Regions from separate parts of the Mus musculus genome. Here region 2 is linked to region 1. Evidence: chromatin contacts called from ENCODE POLR2A ChIA-PET data. All regions are on one chromosome and are shown on one strand. The core of a region is the stretch at or near the end of the contact, and the rest is flanking DNA. Distances in the headings are between cores, read along the strand shown. Region 1 holds the start of Gadd45b (growth arrest and DNA-damage-inducible 45 beta). Region 2 holds the start of Sppl2b (signal peptide peptidase like 2B).

The links. ChIA-PET counts read pairs that join two places held with the same protein, here RNA polymerase II (POLR2A).
Region 2: POLR2A ChIA-PET joins it to region 1 with 19 read pairs in embryonic stem cell. The contact joins the promoter of Sppl2b here to the promoter of Gadd45b in region 1. POLR2A ChIA-PET finds 5 or more read pairs at or near these places in 4 of 5 experiments (Patski and embryonic stem cell).

The regions. Positions count from the first base shown.
Region 1 is chr10:80,926,679-80,932,823 of GRCm38, reverse strand. It overlaps Gadd45b (growth arrest and DNA-damage-inducible 45 beta), which reads right to left and starts at 2,733. Exons shown (of 4, transcript NM_008655.1): 1 at 2,465-2,733; 2 at 2,275-2,376; 3 at 1,573-1,795; 4 at 620-1,291. The coding sequence starts at 2,508. The coding sequence ends at 1,178.
Region 2 is chr10:80,853,924-80,859,987 of GRCm38, reverse strand. It overlaps Sppl2b (signal peptide peptidase like 2B), which reads right to left and starts at 4,713. Exons shown (of 15, transcript NM_175195.3): 1 at 4,600-4,713. The coding sequence starts at 4,647. It overlaps Lsm7 (LSM7 homolog, U6 small nuclear RNA and mRNA degradation associated), which reads left to right and starts at 4,779. Exons shown (of 4, transcript NM_025349.2): 1 at 4,779-4,807; 2 at 5,280-5,370. The coding sequence starts at 4,802.

The sequences.
Region 1 (6,145 bases), core at 1,484-3,983:
TCTCCACCCACGAGGGTTTTGGTGGAAAGGTCGCTGGTAAACTGAGGCTAGCGAAGCAGGGGAGCCCTGGGATGGGCCGGGTAGTTTCGTTTTGGAGAGAGATGCAGCGGGTGCCAAGGCTTCCAGGGTGTTTCCTACTGTTGATTTTAAGCTTGGGGAAAGAATGAAAAAGCATTTTTTTCCCTTTGTGCATCCACAGAGCCCATCCCAGGAACAAGAGACCTAGGGTGCGTCCCCAGGGGAGGACAGGGATCATCCCCCACCCCCCAGAGGCCCCCAGCTGAGCCGCCTCAGGCGTTCTCACCACCTCTCTGGTCTTTCAATTGAGAGGTGGCAGGTCAGTAGGGTGGGGACGGAGATTGCAGTCCTCTTCCCGACGTTCTCAGACCCGGGCTCCAGCACGGTGGGTAACAGTGGGGGATGGGCCGCCAGGTTTCGTAATAAACCCGCGTCTTAATTGCTATGAAGCTGGAGTTGGGTGGTGGCGCCTACAGCAGACGGCAGCAGCGTCTAGAGCTGCTGAGCTCAGAGCTCCTAACAAGGGTTGGTGGCCCATGGCGCGACACAGGGTAGGCAGAAGGGGCCGGTGGGAGCGGGGGTAAAATACAACGAGAACACGAAGGCTTAACGAGTTTATTGGAATGTCTCTGTAGTAGAAATTTTTAAAAATATGCAAGCGATCTGTCTTGCTCAGCACAATATTAAAAATAGATGTGCTGTAGCTGCGAAGTCCCGGGCTCGAGTCCCGGGTCCCGCGGCGAGGGTCGTCGCCCTCCGCTGACTTATGCACAGTTCACTGTCCCGCAGGGTGGGGGACGCCTCACCCCACCCCTGCGGCGGTGTCCAGACCGTCTGCGGCTGCGAGCAGAGGCTGGCTGCAGGACTGCCAGGCCTTGGCTCTAAAGTCTCAGTCTCCTCTTGCCTGAGGTGCCCTCCTTCCGACCTCGGCGACCACCTGTGGTGCTGCTCCTGGCTCCACAGCCCAGAGGGCGGGCGGGCGCACGTGCCCCTCTCCTCATCTCAGTCTCGGTGACTCCGCCCCTCCCAGAAGGTATCACGGGTAGGGTAGCCTTTGAGGGATTGTTCTGGGGGATGAGGGGGCTGTCAAATATGTATTTTATTTACTTTTTTTAGGGGACAGCAACTCGACAGTTGCTTTAGATGTTTGGAGTGGGTCTCAGCGTTCCTCTAGAGAGATATAGGGGACCCATTGGTTATTGCCTCTGCTCTCTTCACAGTAACTGGCCACCTCCACCAAGCCTTGGCTTTTCCAGGAATCTGTATGACAGTTCTGTTGGAGGGAGAAAAAGAAGGGTTTAGTGGGAGTTCTAGGAGTTAGGTAGGGAGCCTCTGTTCAGCGCCAGGGGCCCTACTGGGGAAAAACAGGCTGGCTCAAAATAGCTGCCAGGGTGACTAGGCAGCCCACGGGACATGCCAAGCATGGCTGGGCACTGAGCTGGTGCTGGACCAGCCAGCCCAGCTATGTTGACAAACACGGGACCCAGGTGACCAGGACGGGTGGGTGGGGCGGGGAGAGAGAGAGACAGAGACGTGGGGGGGGGGAGGGCTCACCGTGACCAGGAGGCAGTGCAGGTCTCGGGCTTCGGTTGTGCCCAATGTCTCCGCCGGCTCCCCCAGGAGCTGCGCCAGCCTCTGCATGCCTGATACCCGGACGATGTCAATGTCATTGTCGCAGCAGAACGACTGGATCAGGGTGAAGTGAATCTGCAGAGCGATATCATCCTCCTCTTCTTCGTCTATGGCCAGGAGGCACAAGACCACGCTGTCGGGGTCCCTGCAGGAGAGAAGGAGTGTCAGGGGGTCGTCAGACCAGGAGCGGGTGTCACCGTGCACGGGGTGGGATAGGGGGATATGAGCTCCAGGAACCGCAGGCGGGAAGGGTGGACAAGACCCATCGTGCATCAGGAGTGTATATAAGAACAGCCCCCCAGCCGCAGTACTGCACGGGTGCTGGGGTGGCCGACTATGCAAATACTGATGGCGGTGGGGGAGGAAGCACATAGTCCAAAGTTACTGGGGTTGCCTTGTCAAAACAAAAAACACAAAACCTCAAACTTGCGAAGTCAGGGTTCTGCAGCGACTCTCTTTCCTCCTCCCCAAAAAAAATTCTCTGAGAAATGTCGCCCTCCACTCCCCAAAACCGAGAGCGCTGGGAAAGTCCCCCAAAGCCCCGAGCCCTATAGGGATGTTGGAGCGCGCGTGCATCAGAGGGGCGCCCCCACCCACGCCCGAGAAAGGGGGGTGCTGACTCACACATTCATCAGTTTGGCCGCCTCGTACACCCCCACGGTGAGGCGATCCTGACGCTGCGCGGCCACCAGCAGCTGCTCCACCGCGGCAGTCACCGCCTGCATCCTAAAAGGCCAAATGGGGAGATTAGCCGATGACAGCCCCGCAGACCTCAGGCGGCGGGCGAGAAGACCTCAGCCTCTGTTGTACTCACTTCTGAACCGCGTTGTCGCTCGCCACCAGCTCTTCCAGGGTCATGATGCAGTCACACTCCACAGCGGACCCCCACGGAAGATCCCCAAGAGCAAAGTACAAGTCCAGATACGAACCCAAGAGGCAAAAAAACCTTCCCGTGCGACCAGAAGTGTCGGAGGCCTTCCGGAGGCGGTGGGACTTCCCTTCCCAAGAAAAAAGTAGGGGTAAAAAGAAGATTGCAAAATCCCCCTCGAAATTAATCCAAGAAGACAGAGATGAACGCAGACCCAGGGTTGCTGCGGAGTGAGCGCGCGGGCGCTGCGAGCGGTTTATATGACTTCCCGGGTGGAGGCGTGGCCACTGGAGGCATGCGCTTTCCACCCATTGGTAGATGCACAAAGGGCCGAGTATCCCGCGCTGAGATTGGCTGGAGATGGAAAGGGCGGAGCTCGGAGCTCCGGCGGCCCCACGTGGGGGTCAGGGCTGGGAGGAGCGTGAACGCCAGCAGCGGCGACAGCTAGAAAAGCCAGAGAGCTCTAGAGAGAGAGCTCTAGAGAGAAAAAAAAAAAAAAAAAAAAAAAAAAAAAAACCACAGAAGTTTCTCTCCTGATTTCCCGGCAGCCGCGCTACGCAGGCCGCGCGCGGGGTTTCCAGCGCGAGAGGCTGGCCTGAACTTTCGGGGAGGGCTGTCTGGAATCCCCTCGCTGTCCCCGGAGAGTCCCTAGCCTTTCCCAAGCTCTGAAAGAAGGGATGTGCATGCGCCAGGAGGCTTACTAAGTGTTCTGCCGGCCTTGTAGAGTTGGAGAGTGTTTAAATAACGTCTAGGGTATACAGTAAACGTTTGGTAAGTTTGAGGACGGTGGGATCCTCTCCCCAAAGTGAGAACTACCAAGGCACCCTAGCATCGCCAGCACGAAGGTGCTTTGAGAACGCTCAGCCCTCTAAGGCCAGGGTCGCGGGAGGAGAGGCACACAGGAAGCTTCCTAGTGGTCGTGGTAGGTGGCTTGGCGGTGCCCCAGGGGTCCTGGCTGCAGAGCACTAAGGGATCGCAGGGGGAGAGATCCGGAACCCTTTCTCCCTCCTCCCGGCACCCCGAGAATTTCACGTGTGCACGGGAGGCGCAGGTGAAGAGCCCTCCAGACGCTCTGCGGAGTGACCCTGCCCCCTGCCGGCTGCCTCACCGTCTATCCTCAGATCGATTCGCCACACTTAACCCCTGAGGGGGAAGCCAAGTGGCAAAACCCGAAGGGTACTGACCCGGGGAGAGGTGACTGAAAGGCAGCCGCTCTTATGTCCCTGGCATTTTTGTAGTGCGTAGCATGAAGCACAAGCCCCTTCTTCCACGCGTGTCATTTATCTTTCCAAGATTTGTCAGGCAAAGGAATTGATATCTGCATTATGCAAAATGGAAACTGAGGCTTCCAAGGGCGTTCCAAGCCACAGCTTGAGGGCTGGTAGTCGACAGCAAGGACACGAGCGAGGCAGATAGACCCGCGTGGGATTCTCCCACGGTGCACGGGGGCTCCCGGTGAATCACCCTGAGTCGCCTCCTCCGCCAGCCTGGGTCCTGGCCTCGGCCGCGCGGCTCGGTTCCCCGGATCCCCGGATCCCCCGATCCCGGGTCTGGTGACGCATCCTGCTTCCTCCGCGCCACCCACCCAGCATGCGAAATGTCCCTGGCGTGAGAGGCGCGGCGGCGACACCTGGTGGCCTCATGAGGTCTCTGCTCACGCAGCTTCCGGAAAGGGAGGGGGAGAGAACACTTGGAATGATTTTTTTTTTTTTTTTTTTTTTGAGACAGATTTCTCTGTATAGCCCTGACTGTCCTGGAACTCACTCTGTAGACCAGGCTGGCCTCGAACTCAAGAGATCCGCCTGCCTCTGCCTCCCTAGTGCTTGCTGGGATTAAAGGCGTGGGCCACCACTGCCCAGCGATTTTTTTTTTATTAATTTTTTTTTCGATGCTGGTGATGAATCCAGGACTTCGTGATGCCTAGCAAGCTCATCACCAATATCTACATACCGCTATAGCCCAACCTGGAATAATCTATACATACAGTATTTTAAATATCAAACATGAAGGGCAAGACATCCTCCACAGGATGGAGGGTTCGAGCTGACTCCTGCGAATTGTCTTCTGATCTCCGTACCTACTCCAAAGTGTACTGTGTCCTCACACACAAATAAGTAAACTTTACTAGATGTGTATTTTAATAGTCTAAATTGGCTGCTGGACTGTAGCAATGGTTCAATGGCAGAGCACGTACTGAGCATGTGTGAGGCGCTGTTTTCCACCCCTGTACCACACGAACCCTATGGTGGTACACATTTGTCATCCCAGCCCTAGGAAGGAAGAGACCGGAAGATCAGTCAGTAGGTCAGGATCATCCAGGGCTATGTAGTGAGTTTGAGACTAGCCTGGGCTAAATGAGACCCTGTTTTAAACCTGGGGGTGGGGCTAGAGAGATGTCTCAGCCTTAAAGAACACTGGTTGTTGCCAGGCAGTGGTGGCACACGCCTTCAATCCCAGCACTTGGGAGGCAGAGGCAGGCGAATTTCTGAGTTCGAGGCCAGCCTGGGCTACAGAGTGAGTTCCAGGACAGCCAGGGCTACACAGAGAAACCCTGTCTCGAAAAACCAAAACGAAACGAAACCAAAACAAGACAAAGCAAAACAAACAGCAGGGGCAGAGAAATGGCTCAGAGATTAAGAGCACTAGCTGCTCTTCCAGAGGAACAGGGTTCAATATGGCAGCTCACAACCATCCGTAACTCCAATTTCAGGGGACCAGACACCCTCACACAGACATGCATACAGGCAAAACACCAATGCACATAGAAAGTCAAAAGGAATGATTAAAACACAACCAAAATCCCAGAGGCCTTACTTCTAGAAAGACACCCTGAGTTGGAGCTGGGCTAGACAGAGAAAGGAAAGGTCAGGAGGAGGGGAGGGTCTGTTGGGGCAGGGCACTACAGGACTCTCACAACAAAACCGGAAATAGGGTCGGGGGCGTGGGAACTGCCAAGACAAAGGCTGGAGCTCCTGAGAGGAGATGCTTTGGCTGTGGTCAGGAGGCCACCAGGAAGGGCCTAGACTCCTGGAGGGATCCCAGAGCATTTTTTTCTTTTTTGAGACTGAATCTCATGTAGCCCAGGCTGACCTTACTTAACTGTGTGAGCCCCTGACAATCCTGCTGTCGTGAGTTACATGGGCCCCCACAGCTGATTTATACCATGCTCTGGGGCCCTTGGATACACTAGGCCAGAGCCCTATCTACTGAGCCCCAGCCAAAGGGTTGTGATCACAAAAAGAGAAAGAGCTGTAAGAATATGTTCTGGTGGGGTGTGAGTGAGGGGGATGCCTCAGCAGGCCCATGACCAGGCAGCCCTTCCCCCGAGGGACCGGACATACACCGGTATAGTATAGTATGAAATAGAGTTTAATTAGGGCATGGGGAGGGAGTTGAGAGAATAGTAGAGGCAGAGAAAGGCAGAGAAAAGGAGAGAATAGAGATGTGGGGCCCGGCCTTGACCATGTGGAGAGTGGGGGGAAGGGAATGGGGAGCAAGAGGGCAAGAGGTAAGAGAGAGAGGAGGGGCCAAGCAGCCCCTTTCATACTAGGCCAAGCCTACCCTGCTGCTGCCAGGAACTGTGGAGGTGGAGTTTAGACAGGTGGCATCCAAACTGATTCTGGAACA
Region 2 (6,064 bases), core at 3,464-5,963, 75 kb after region 1:
GACTGAGAACCCCAGATCCACCCTCAATGCAGAGTAAGGAGGTAGGCATGGTGGCTTAATGCCTGCACTCAGGAAGAGACCAGCCTGGTCTACCTAAGGAGTTCCACCACAGGGCCTGAGTGGGCAGAGCTCAGCCCCACAGCAGCAGTACCCAGAATGAAGAAAGCAGAGAGGCATGTGTCCCTCCATGCTGCTGACCCAGCCTGTCCCTGCCGAGGGGAGTGCCACCACAGGCCTGAGCTTGGACCTGGACCTGGGCAGCGAGCTCTTTCTGGTATCCTCGGGAACCACTTAAAACTAATAGGTACTTACTGCCCAGCCTCTACAAAAAGGTTCTCAGTACAGGGTCTCAAGGTACCTGAGGGCCGGAGTTCATGGGGTAGGAGACTCCCACACATTGTCATCTGACATCCTTGCTCATTGTAGCATATGCATACAAATATACACATACTCAAACACAAAATGATTTTAAAATTGTACTTCCATTACATAATGCTAATCCTTGAGAGTCTTACAGAGTCCCACAGGTTTGTAAAACAGGCCATAAAGTGTCACAGCACAGCAGGTCCCTGATGCTGAAGGCCCACAAACTGGCTGCACAAGCCAGAGATCAGGCTGCAAGCTGGCCAAGTCGCTGTGTAGGCTGCGGGGTGAGGGACCCACACGCCAGGGGGACGTGTTGGTGTAACCCCTGCTGCAGCTGTAACCGACTGCTGACGTACGTCACAGCTCACAGGTGGTGTGGAGAGCCTGGGCAAAGGCTTTGGGCTGGGAAGGTGACAGTCCACAGCAGGAATGTAACTGCTATTGTTGGCAGGATCTCATGTAGCCCAGGCTGGCACCTGACTCTGTAGCTGAGGATGACCCTGAGCTGATCTTGTCACATCCACCTCCTGAGTGCTAGGATGACAGGTGTGTGCCTGGTTCTGTGATGGCAGCGATGAATCCAGGGCTTCAGCCATGCTAGGTAAACATTCTACCAACAAGTTAAAGCCCTGACAACTCCTCTCCGGTGCTGATGAATGATGGGATGTATGTGCCTGTCAAGATACCTTCTACACAGCTGTGTTTTCTACATCATGACGGCTGTCAGCCTGGCTAGTCACAGAGTAACCGAGCCAAGTGAGTCCTGAGGAGAGCTCACTATTGCTGTGGCACAGTGGCCCCATGGCTGCCACTCACCAGAGAAAACAACCATATCTACATCAGGCCAAGGCGCAGGGCATGGCCCAGAGGAGGGAAGACTGGCAGGGGCTGGAGGTAGCTAAGGCTCAGGACTCTACCATAACTCTCCTAAACTCAGTAAGGCCTGCCCAGCCAGTCAGGAGCCCTAGCGATGCACTTCCAGGACCTGTGTTCCTATAAGGACATCCCATAAGCTCACCGTTCTCCTGAGCCTGACCTGGGTGGAGTCATTTCTGTTATGTGGGTGACTTATCTGGGGCAAACAGATTTTGTTTACATCTCCCCAGAAGTCACTCCAAACCAGGGCCCTCAAAGCTTACTCCTCCTGTCTGCAAACTCCTCAGGGAGAGAGTGGGTGTCACCCGAGGACCCGCTGAACAAACAGGCAGGGAGCACAGGATCACTGGCCCAAGACATTGATGGACACTAACCTGCAGCTAGCAGATGTCAGGGTCCCCACCAGAATTTCTTGCACAGACCTGGCTTGCCAGCTTTTGGGGGTTGGGATTCCAACTTAGCCTGAAACACTGCAGGAGGCCCTGATCTCAACATGGCAGCATGAGGAAGGCCCAGGTCACCCCAGTCCTCACTGGAGATGCTTACCACACACAGTGCAAGCAGCTGGGGACCTCATTTTTAAGCGTCCCCTGCAGGGACCTAGTGCTGGCCCTACTCCTCTCCAGAGAGAGCTGAGCCCCTGACACCAACTGTCCCCAAGATATTATCCCTGTCTGCCTCTCCAGGCAGCTGGGTGTGCCCAGGAAGGCCCTGAGCTGAAGCCATCACCAGTTCAGGGGAGGGCAGGGGCAGAGGACAACTGAGACCACAGGGCTCAGATCAGTTGGTCTCAGAGCTACACGCCCACTCCAGCCTCTTCCCGAACCTCCTTCCACCCTGGGAAAAATCAGAACCCACCCCCAAGCACTTCAGGACACCCCCAAGCACCTCCATGTGGCCCTAGACACCCACCAGCCATGTGCCCCTCCCACAAAGTTCCTTCCATGAGGGATTTGGGGGCCACAGGGGGGCCAGAGTTCACATCTCAAACTCGCCTGCCTTTTGTGTTTATGAAGTTTTAGCAGCACACAAATAAGTTCAGTCCTGTGACCATGGTTCCTCTCCCCCCTCCCCCAGCAGTGGAGCAATGGTGACAGGGGCCTGCAGAGCAGAGAGCTCCCCTTGTCAGAGCACAGCAGCGCTGTGTGGACCCAGGATGGGCTCTCTGTGAAAAGTGGCTTTTGTGTAAAACGGAAACGGGTAGAACTGCCTCTCTTCACAGTGATCATTGACCACACAAAGGCGCATTCACGGTCACCCACCCCACCCCACCACACACACTCACACGGCAGCCTTTCTACTCCGTCACCAAGGGGACAGCACAATGACACTCTTAACAGGTCAGGCTCTTCCAAGAACCAGTTCTAAGGCACTGTGTCCTGATCACACCTGGAAGACCTGGAGACCAGAAGCCCCGACAGCATCCTCACGTAGACACAGCCCCCAGTACCACCTCAAAGGGGTAGGAAACCAGGCCAGCAGGAACAACTTGGGATCAAGTCTCTAAGTCAGGATCACAAAAAGCCCCGGGGTCCAGGACTGCCACCATGCCAGTTCTCACTCAGTTAGCTTTACTCTTGGGCACCAGGACCAGGCTGCAACCCAGCCAAGAATGGCACCCTGTCTGCTCCCCACCAGATATGAGAAGTAGGTGCATCTAAACCATGCAGGATAAAGTCCAGGCGACACCCATCACCCGCCCAGCAATTCCCCAGCACACAGACTCACTGTCCAGCCAGGCCCACCCTTTCCTCCCAAAGCCTCTAGCCCTGAGTAAGAACTGAAGTCTCGTCGTTCTGTGGAAACAGTTTCCCCAAGAGCAAGCACTCCCTTCTGCAGGAACACGACCCACATGCACACTGAAATCAGCTCATCCCAGGAAAACACCATCTCTTACACCTTGGGTCAGCACCTGATGCCCACGGCCCCTTTCCTTTCCCGTCCTCAGCAAACTCCTATTCATCCTTCAGAACCTGTCACTGTCACTGTCCCTGAAAGCCCTCCATCAGACTAGCAAAAAAAGAGACCCACAAAAAAAGACATGGACTGGCCCCAGGGCAGGTCCAGCCAGGAGAGATGGCATAGCCAGGGGAGTTCCTCCATCAAAAGAGAAAAGAAAAAAAAAAAGACAAGGAGAAACCAGAATAGCCTTGGTGGACGGCACCTGCACAAAGAGGGCAGTTTCCAGAGGACAGTGGCCTGCTAAATATGATGTAGAGCCCTGGCCCACTGGCCAGATGCAGCAAGCCCTGACACACTTTCAAAAGCTCATGCTCAGCCAAGAACAGGATGTGGGGATAAAAGCAGCCAAAGAGAGATGTTGGCCACATGGTGGAGAGCCCAGGAACCACATGTGTGAGGAATGCCTTAAAGCTTAGCCAATCAAGGAGGCACATGCCAGCCAGTTGTGGCAGCACCGGGGAGGCTGAGGCAGAGCTGCAAGCCCACCGCCAGCCTGGGCCATACAGGGAGACCCTGTCACAAAAGTCTGTAATCTCAAAAAGGAAAAGAAAAAGTATTTTTAAAAATGACCTGGGCTCTTGTTTCACAAGACAAGAGCGTACACAGTAGCAGGACGCACTGGCCACCCTTCAAACCGGCCCAAGACCCAAGGATGCAACACTCCAGGATCTGGGACTGAAGGCTGGAGCCACAAAGACAAAACAAGAAAGGACTCTACTAAGCCAGGAGTTGCGATGCGGCGCGTGAGATAACTAGGCCGGTGTTTTGCTTTGAGTTCCAGGTTAGCCAAGCCTCACCGGGTGCACAGGGACAGCCAGGGCAACATGGGAAGTCAGAGCCCAGCCTGGACTGCAGAGCGAGCTGGAGGCCAGCCTGAGCTGCGGAGCAAGTTGGAGGGCAGCCTGGACTGCAGAGTGAGTGTGAAGCCAACATGGGTTACATAGTGAGTTCAAGGCTAGCCTGGACTACGCCGAGTTCGAGACCAGCATGCCACCTCTCTCAGAAAGCAAAGCACACCAGAAGCCAGCCTCCTGCCAGGGCGCACCCCGCGCACACCTGAGGCGTCCCAGCAGAAGCTCGTCCCCAGCGTTCTGCACCGACCCTGAGGTGGGGACCCCCTTCCGCCCAAGGTCACAGAACAGAAGCCGGGGTGCCGGGCTGCATGCACCTCGGGGGCCGCGCTGGACGCCCCGGGGATGGAGCGCGGGAACTCGCCCCATTCTGCAAAAGGGGAAACTGAGGCTGGCAGGAACAGCGGCGGCGGCGGTTGGGGCCCCGGGGCGCAGGGCGGGCTAAGCCCCGCCAGAAGTCTGCGGTGGCAATGAGCGAGTGGACCGCAAGGTCAAGGGCACGGTCAGGAGTTGGGGGGCCGGGCCGATCGGCCGTGGCGCTCACCTGGGCCGCGAGTAGCAGCAAAGCTGCGGCCAGCCGCGCCGCGGCCATGTCCGCCGGTCCCCCCGCAGCTCTAGGCGGAAGGTTTCCTGGCAACGCCTTCGGGACGCCGCAACGTGCTTGCGCCGAGGCTGCGCGTGCGCAAAGGCCTCCGCGTTAGAAAAGGGCGGGGCGGCGCCTGCGCAGAGCGACGTGAGGCGACAAGATGGCGGTGAGCATGTCTAGATCGTGGAAAGCAGGGCCGCGGGATCGAGGGTCTGTGGAAGCGAGAGCAGAAAGACTGAAAGGAGAGTGACGGACGCCCTAGAGTAGGGAGACAGGGTGCTGAAGGATGGGAGCCACGTGGGACTGCAGACGGAAGCCATGGGTACAGACCAGGTGACATGAAAAACAGACGACCGACATGAGGATGCAGACGCGGAACGTGGGGGTTGCAGACCAGGCAGACAGGGGTGCGTACAGGAAACAGTGCAGATGGGGTATCCAGGGATGCAGATGAGGACGTGGGCATGCAGACAGAAATGCAGACTCGGGCATAGCATTCAATTAGGCAGACACTGGAGGTGAGGATGCACCCAGGGTTCTGGGAGCCTGAGTTGGAAAGGAGTCCCTGGGTGCCATGCCCAGGCTACAGGGATATGGGGAGGCTGGACCTCTCTCCTCAGCGCCCCACCTCCCAGCAGGACAAAGAGAAAAAGAAGAAAGAAAGCATCTTGGACCTCTCCAAGTACATCGATAAGACCATTCGGGTGAAGTTCCAGGGTGGCCGGGAAGGTGAGTGCCTACCGCAGGGCTCCCTGACACAGAGCTTGGCTGAGGTCACAGCAAGCAAGGGAAGCCACCTAGTACAGGCGTTCCAATAATGGCTTGGGCTATTGTGTACCATTGAAAGGTATGCCCCTATTGTGGGTGGGGAAACAGAGCCCCAGGAAAGGAGTCAAGTGAGATTAGCACCCAGACCAGTATGGATGGATCCTGAAGGAAGGGGCCAGGACCCACGAGGAGGTGGAAGGAGGTGATAGGAAGCCCTGTTCTTAAGCACCTGGACACAGCAGGAACCTGGAAGGTTTCCCAATGAAAGGATTGAAAGTTCCAGGCCAGTTTAAGTTATGTAGCAAGATCTGTCTCCAAGAATCAACCATGGGTGGGGCTGTATGTCTGTGGGTAGATTGCTGGTTTAGCATGCATAAAGCCCTGAGTTCTATTCCCAACCCCGTGTAAACCTGGCGTGGTTGTATAAGCCTGGCATTCCAACACTAGGGGTAAGACAGGAGGATCAGGCTGCCTAGTGAGTCTGAGACCAGCTTGGGCACATGAGACCCTGGGGGGGGGGGGGGAGACTGTTTCAGATTGCATGGATGGGTGACAATAAAGTTTTATGGACACTATATAGCACCTTCCATACTGGAAAGAAGAGGGTTGGAGTCACAGTGACTAGGCCACCACACTTACTTACTCATGAGTTCTG